Linked DNA regions of Homo sapiens: region 1 is linked to region 2. Evidence: chromatin contacts called from ENCODE Hi-C or POLR2A ChIA-PET data. All regions are on one chromosome and are shown on one strand. The core of a region is the stretch at or near the end of the contact, and the rest is flanking DNA. Distances in the headings are between cores, read along the strand shown. Region 1 holds the start of CLDN2 (claudin 2). Region 2 holds the start of MORC4 (MORC family CW-type zinc finger 4).

Evidence for each region. A loop is a pair of places that touch in the nucleus more often than their neighbours do. ChIA-PET counts read pairs that join two places held with the same protein, here RNA polymerase II (POLR2A). Pooled maps may share reads with other maps.
Region 1: POLR2A ChIA-PET joins it to region 2 with 9 read pairs in H1. The contact joins the promoter of CLDN2 here to the promoter of MORC4 in region 2. A Hi-C loop is called at or near these places in 1 of 50 pooled maps. POLR2A ChIA-PET finds 5 or more read pairs at or near these places in 5 of 52 experiments (BJ, H1, IMR-90 and 2 more).

Annotation. Positions count from the first base shown.
Region 1 is chrX:106,918,082-106,921,911 of GRCh38, forward strand. It overlaps CLDN2 (claudin 2), which reads left to right and starts at 2,321. Exons shown (of 2, transcript NM_020384.4): 1 at 2,321-2,470.
Region 2 is chrX:106,998,396-107,002,448 of GRCh38, forward strand. It overlaps MORC4 (MORC family CW-type zinc finger 4), which reads right to left and starts at 1,817. Exons shown (of 17, transcript NM_024657.5): 1 at 1,473-1,817; 2 at 1,282-1,354. The coding sequence starts at 1,574. RefSeq lists silencers at 1,582-1,791, 1,802-1,881.

The DNA.
Region 1 (3,830 bases), core at 1,071-3,570, 80 kb before region 2:
CTAAGATTCTGCCTTTTCCTATCCTCAATTGCACAGTCACTATGAACTGATAAGGTGCCCCTCTACTACATTCTGCATTCAATCAGCATTTTCTACTTGTCAAAATGCATTCACATTCATTCACCCAGCCTTGGGAATTCGGCTGGGTGAAGCCTGGGAAAAGAAAATGGAGAGGCTTGCCTGAGGTCACATAGTTGGTTAGAGGATTAGCCTGGTATCCCTCCCACCCCTTCAGCCTTGCTTGCTTTCATGCCCAAAGACTCCCCAGGCCTGAGCTCAGGCATGGCTGCCCTTTTAGCGTGTCCCAGCCTGCCAAGAGGGAGTGCCCTGGAGAGACCCTTGCTCAGGAGCACTGCCAGGGGATCAGTGCCCCATTTGTACCTGCAAGGTAGGGATGGGCCGCCTTGGGAAGGAGGATGATTTCTGGTTTGCTTCACTGAGTTCACCCTAGGCAACAAATCCGACTGTTTGCTTTGATATGACTTGAAAAATAGAGTCAAGCATAATGACTATGAGGCAAGCTCTAGAGGTGGCCAGGTTTGGTACCCAGGCCTTGCTCTGTACTAGCACAGTGAGACCATGGATAGGAAACACCTCAGCACAGTGCCTGGCACCTAGCAAGTGTTCAATGAACCGTGGCCTTATCATTTGTACATGGGAATCCTTGGGAGGGAGTTGGTGTTGTACACTGCAAAGTTTGCCAAGCTAGATATCTACAGACCTAGATTCCAAGTCTAACTATTACTGCTCAACTTGGGATGTTGGGCAACTCTTTTCATCTCATTGGGCCGAGGTTTCCTCATCTGGAAATAGTAATGGCTGTCTTATTTTTGTAACATGTTGTATTGGCCTTTAAAACATGCACACTCTTTCACCTAGCAATTCTATTCTTAAGACTTTGTCAGTATTATGTGCAAAGATGCTGGGTTATAGTGAAAATGAAAATAACAAAACGTCTAGTAGTTTACGATTAAATAAATCATATTTTATATGATAGAATGCAGTGCAGCCATGACAGAATGATGTAGTTCTGTGTTTTAATTGACATGGAAATAGGTCCACGATATGTTATTTACAAATGATGTAAGGTTACATAAACTGTAGGTATAGTGTGATTCAATTTTATAAAACAAATCCCATCGATATCTTCTACAATACATCAAAATGTTAGCAATGATTATTTCTGGCTGGTGGCATTATGAGGACCTCTATTTTCTTCTTTATAATTCATTTTCTGAATTCTTTTCAATAGCATCTAGTATTTTTCTACTTAGAAAAAACTAGAAAGCTTTTTTGCGTTGGGAGAGTAAAGCCAGTCACTGCGCTCTACTACTCCACAGCATGTTTTTTTGTTTGTTTGTTTTGGTTTGGTTTTATTTCTGTTGTTGTTTGGGTTTTTGTTTGTTTGCTTTGCTTTTTTGAGATGGAGTCTCACTCTGTCACCCAGGCTGGAGTGCAGTGGTATGATCTCGGCTCATTGCAACCTCCGCCTCCTGGGTCCAAGTGATTCTCCTGCCTCAGCTTCCCGTGTAGCTGGGACTACAGGTGCGCACCACCACATCCAGCTAATTTTTGTATTTTTAGTAGAGACAAGGTTTAACCGCGTTGGCCAGGCTGTTTTCGAACTCCTGACCTCAGGTGATCCACCCGCCTCGGCCTCCCAAAGTGCTGGGATTACAGGCGTGAGCCACTGCACACGGCCTTCACAGCACTTTTGAGAGGCTTAAATGACATAGTGCATGGCACTGCCATGTGTGGTAAAAAGGAGAGCCCTGTCCTTATGCTGGCCTACTCAGTTCCACCTTGTAGGACCTGCTCTTTGAACTCAGAGTCTGAACCTACAGTACCCATGTTTGCCCTTGAGCCTTGGGACCAACCTTAGGGGTGGGGTAGGGCTGAGGGCCTGCCAGAGAATCAAGCTGAGTAGAAAAGTCTATGGAGCTGCAGGCCATGCAGGGCTGCTTGGGCACTGGCTCACCAGGGCTGTGTTTATGCAGCTTACTCCCTGCTGGGCTTCAGGGCTGCTAGCCAGGGACACCTAATTGGTGGGACAGAGCCCCCTCCTCTCACCACCCTCAAAGCTGGAATGTTCTGAATTCCTTCTTGGGCCAAATCCCCCTCCCCACAAGGCCTCTCCTGGGTTCACAGAGGTCACCACACAAAAGCCCAGCTGGAGTGGAGTTTTTGACAGAAAAAAAAAAACACACACAGAAAACCCACCAAACCTTTTTTTTTTTTTTTCTAAAGTGCCTCAATCTTTCCCAGCCTCCAGGGGTTTAATTCTGATCTGTAATAAGTCTCTGACCCACGGCTCAGATTTGCAGATGGATTTTGCAAAGCTGTGGTTAACGATTAGAAATCCTTTATCACCTCAGCCCGTGGCCCCTTGTACTTCGCTCCCCTCCCTCAGGATCCCTTTCTCCCTCTCCAGGGGCATCTCCCCCTCCAAGGCTCTGCAAAGAACTGCCCTGTAAGTATCTCCATCCTGATATAGTTGCTGCCTTTTAAATTCACCGAGGTGGGCACTCTTCCTTCCTAGTCACTATCCATTCACCCCATGGTGGAGCCAGGCTGGGCCACCTTGGGTTTCTGAGTGAAGGGTATGGGAGGGGAAACTCCGGTGGCATTTGGGTTGGTGGTATTTGTTCCCTCAAAGCTATCACAAAGGTTCAAATCTTTAAAACTTCAGGACCAGAGAAAGCACTCTCCAAATCAGATATTTTCTGGTTTGGGGGCTTAAAAGGACTGGGATAAAAATTGGAGGAAGGGAGCCACAGTTTACCCCTCTGCCTAAGTGTAGGGGACTGAGGAGTGGCAGAAGGGGCACTCCCTCACAGCCAGCTCCAGTGCCCTCCTTGGCATGAAGGCTCAGGGAGGTAGCAGAAGGTGGGTTCCTAAGTGAAGTCATAAAGTTTCCCCATGAGGTCCTTCAAGGACTCTCCCTCACTGGTCTGCAAGTCTGTCATTAGAAATTCCTTCTTTCGACTGAGGTATTACTCTCTTCAAGTGCCCTCTTTGAAAATGCAGTTGGAACCAAAACATTCACAGCACTTATGGCCGGGGAGATCGTAGGCGATTTTTGTTTTCTAAATTCTGCCTTTCTGTGTTTTCCAGTGTTCTAAAGTGAGAATGCTTTACTTTGATGATCAGGACAAAAATCAACTTCTTTTTCAAACAATAAGAAAATCTCTCAATCCAGTTGCAATTCTCTGAACTGCCATCAATCAATTGATGTAGAAGGAAAGATGAACTGCTCTAAGGACAAACTTTCAAGAAAGTAGGGCCTCAAGGGAATGGCTTTGCCACCTACTAGTGCCCTTGGCAGCTGGAAGTGAGTTTCAGAGAAGGGGGCAAGTGTCTCAGATTCTTATGAGGGGCAGTGAGATCAAGGGATATAGAAATGAGGCTGACTGACAGAAGAGGGCTGTGGTGGCCATCATCACCCCCAGAAGGCCACATCAGTTCCTTCCTTGAGCCTGGGAACCCCAAGTGCCCTGTCCCATGTAGTCTTAGGAGGGTACTGCCAAAGAAAGAGTACCATGCACAAGACTCTTGGAGCAAGAGATGGGGAGAATAGCAGGGAAAGTACCTAGGTGAGAAGGGGTTAAGTCAGGAGCTGCGGTCAATCTTGACCCTCCTAATCCTCTCCTGCAGCTCCAATCTCCCCACTAGGGAAGATTAAGTAAGGATCCTAAGTTAAACTTTCTTGCCCAGTCCTTGGGCCATGGAGTATGTTGGCCCTATGCCCAGAAGACAAATTCAGCTGACAAGGCCTAGAGTCCTCTGTACCTCCAACGCAGCCAGTACTTGACTTCTAGGAGGATCCCTCA
Region 2 (4,053 bases), core at 567-3,066:
AACTCATTAAATCACCTGGAAAGTACAGTAAGCACAGCACAGGTATATCACGTTCTGCACCGTGCCAACCATGAGAGAACAATACATTTCGCTTTCCCATCCCCCACTATGTAAATCACTACTTTTTGCTCCCTTGTAGTCTTTCTTGTAAATTACATACTTAACTTGGATTGTATTCCATTCTGCAGAGGTTCAGTGCACAGCCCCAAGGCACAGTACCAAACCTCAAAGATACAGTCCCTCTGCTCTAGGGTTCCAAACGTATCAATTCCACTTTTTGCCTTTCACCTTCTAATTAAATTACACATATTGTAAAGCATTCCGTGTTATGGTTAATCATCAAAGGTCTCTATCATTCTTATCACCCTTCCAAGTAAGTCCCCTGCTACCCATTGACTTCTTACCCAAGATAACTCTCATGGCATGGCCACAGCGACTGCTTAAGTAGAGACCGGGGTTCATTTGGGGAGCTTTGAAAACATTTTCAAGAGTTTGTTCTGTGCAACCTTGCCCATAAACACTTCTTCCTTCTTTCGATTTTCAAAGCATGTATAATGCGCCCTGTATGCTGCTGCGTTTTGTGCAGGACTGCGTTTCTTCTTTGCTTTCCACACAGTAGCACACTACTGCAAAAACTGGTGTAATTGGCTTGAAGGGATCAACTGAAAACACTTTAAAAGCAAACACCGGTGGAGCGAGAGGTTAAGTCCTCAATATTCATTCCAGCGGTGTGAGGGCGCTCGTGGACCACGGACCCAGCCCTCCGCAGTAGCAGGGAGCCAAATGCACTCGTGTCATCTCTTAAGAGATGTCCCATCATTCCTAACTTTTCTTGTCTCAAAAGTTAAGGAACTCCGCTTTCCAGACCTTTCCCCAGGACCCGCCTCGGTCCTCTACGCCCCTTTGCTAGCTAGGCATCCTCCGTCGGTCGCCAGCCCCTGCGGACCCAGCTGCCTCAGGGCCCGAGGTTTTTATGCATCTCCTTTTGATTACTAACTAAGCTATCCTAAAGTGCCCGAACGTCACGAGCGCGAGAGAAAAACCACACTGGTGTCTTTAACGCTTCAGACACACCTCGTTTCCTCCGTTTTATGAGCGGAACCTAGTTCCTGGCGAGAGAGCCATCCCCCTCCTCCGCCTGCGGAGCCGGGGCCGGTTCCGAGGCCCCCACCCCAGCCCCGGCCCGCCCCGCGCGGCTCTGCGCATTCCTCTCGCGTCCGCGGCACCACGCTGGCACCACTGCCTCGGGCGAACACGGCCGGGCCCGCCCTCGCCACTCACCTAGCAGCTCCGCGATGGCACTGAAGGGTCGCGTGTGGCTGCTGGAGTTGCTCTGGAGGTAGCGGGGGCTCATCTGGGGGCGAGAGAAGGTCCCGACCCGCGTGAGGCCTCGGCCCGCCGGGCCCTCCCCGCGCGCCCCCCGCAGCCCAGGGGCCCGCGCGCGCGTCCGCCCCCTCGGGCCCCGGACCTACCGTGCTCAGGCGGATCCCGAAGGCCTGCGGGCCGCCGCCGGGCCGGGCCAGCCCGCAGCCCGGCGCGCCAGGGCCGGCGGGGGCCCCTCGGTACAGGAGCATTTTTTTGGCCGCCACGGTACCCGTCTGCTGCCGCCGGACCCCTGGCCCGGCGGTCCGGGACTAGCCCTCGCTCACTTCCACTCGCAGCTGGCGGCGACCGTCCGGGACCGGCCCTCCCTCGCTCCCACTCGCAGCTGGCGGAGGCGGAGCGCGCTCCAGCCACCTGTCCCGGGCGGGAGGGGTGAGGCCGGCTGAGGCAAGCGGCGGCTCCGCCCTGTCAGCACCTCTACCGACCCGGCGACTGCCCGGGCTGCCTCTGGGCCGTACAGAAATATGGCGACCTCCTGACAGCCGCTCCTTGATCCCCGCCCCTAATTAATTATTGGCGTATGCCATAGGCCAGGCCGCCGAGCGGGAAAGCGCGGGGGGCGGGGGTGGCGCGTGGGGAGGGGCGTGAATGAAGCAAGAGGAGGGAGAGCATGTATGGGATTTCTGGAACCTAGTCCCGCTTAGGCTGCATGACTAACAGGCAAGATAAGACAAGTCTTTCAAGTTCTAAAGACTACAGTGTTGCTATCTGGGAAGATAGCAAGCTCGCCTGATGGGAAAACATTCTACCTACTCTGCCTCAAATGCCTCCAGAAGCACCCAGAACTTTCTGGAAGGCAATTAGCAAACTATCTCCAAAGTCTTGCTAGCATGCAGGGACGGTGTTTCTAAAAGGAGAAATTGGATTCACTTAAATACCGCCAAGTAGGGGATTGGTCGAGTTATGAAGTATGCATAAAATGAAATACCATCCAGTTCTTGAAGGCCATGTTTGTAGATAAGTATGTGTTGATGTAGAAAAATATTCATGAAGGAATGAAGAAAACAAGGAGTTACAACATATTGTGGAACGCATGATGCCTTTTCTATTGGAAAAACAAATATATATGTATACATATATACATATATATATATGCATGCATACACACATATACACATACATACATACATATATATATACACACACACACACACAACGAAAACCACTTGATATACACCAAGATGATATCTCTGGGTCTGGAACTAGACACTTTTTCCTTTTTTCTTACCTGTGTTTTCTAATATACTATAAATATACACTGATAATAGAAAAACAGATTCATTAAAAACATATGTAATGTTCTATGGCATGAATGAACTATAATTTATTTGACCATTCCTTTATGGTAATTTAGGTTGTCCTCTTTTTTTAATTTTGACAATACAAAAAATGCTCCTTCACACACTCGTGTACAGGTCATTAATTTCTGATACTGTTATCTCCACAGAATGAATTCCAAAAGATGAGACTGCTGCATCTAATAGCATGTGCATGGTTTAATCTTAATAAATACTGTAAGATAGGCAATTTGCCCTCCCAGCAACAATCAGTGCTCTTTTGTCATGTTCATAGCACTAGATGGTCCCAATCTTTTAACTTTTTGATAGTCTTTTCAATAAAAAATAGTATCTCCTTATTGTTTTAATTTGCATTTTCCTGACTACCAGTAAGGCTGAATATCTTTTCAAATGTTTAGTATACATTTGCATCTCCTCTTCTACAAATGCCTGTTTATGTCCTTTGAGCATCATTTTTTACCCCCATTGGGTGCTTTACATTTGTCTGTTTTTTAGTTATCTTTTCTTCAATTTTTTAAAATACACAAAAGTACAGAAAACAATATAATGAATCCCATGTACTTATTACTCAGATGCAGTAATTATCAAGACTGCCACACCTGCTGCAATGGACTGAACATTTGTGCCCCGCCAAAATTTGTATGTTGAAATCCTAACTCCCAATATGATGGTATTAGGTATTGGGATTAGGAGTTGGGGCCTTTGCCAAGTAATTAGGTCATAAGGGTGGAACCCTCATGATGGGATTAGTGCCTCATAAAAAGGACCCCAGAAAGCTCTCTCATCCTCTTTCTTCCATGAGGACTCAAGAAAGGGTCTGAATTCTGCAACCCAGAAGAGAGACCGTACCAGAACCTGATCATCTGCTGTTAATACGCAACCTAGTCTATGGTACTTTGTTAACAGCAGCCAGATCTGACTAAGGCACTTGTTTTCTATATCCCTTTTCTTCTTTTTCTTTTTCTTTTCTTTTTTTTTTTTTTCCATTTCTGTAAGCTGTGAGCATTTCAGGGCAAATCTCAAACATCATGCCATTTTATTTTACATACTTCAGTGTTCTTTAGAAACATGGACATTTTCTAACAAACATAACCACCATGCCACTTTTATACCAAACAAAATTTATACTAATTCTTTGTTGTCTTCTAATACCCAGACTTTTTTTTTTTTTTTTTTTTTTTTGAGACAGGGCCTTGCTGTGTCACCCAGGCTTTAGTGCAGTGGTACGATCTTGGCTCACTGCAGCCTTGACCTCCTGGGACCAAGCAATCCTCCCAACTCAGCTTCCTGAGTAGCTGGGGCTACAGGCACATGCCATCACACCCAGGTCATTTTTTTACTTTTTATATTTTCTAGAGACGAGGTTTTGCCA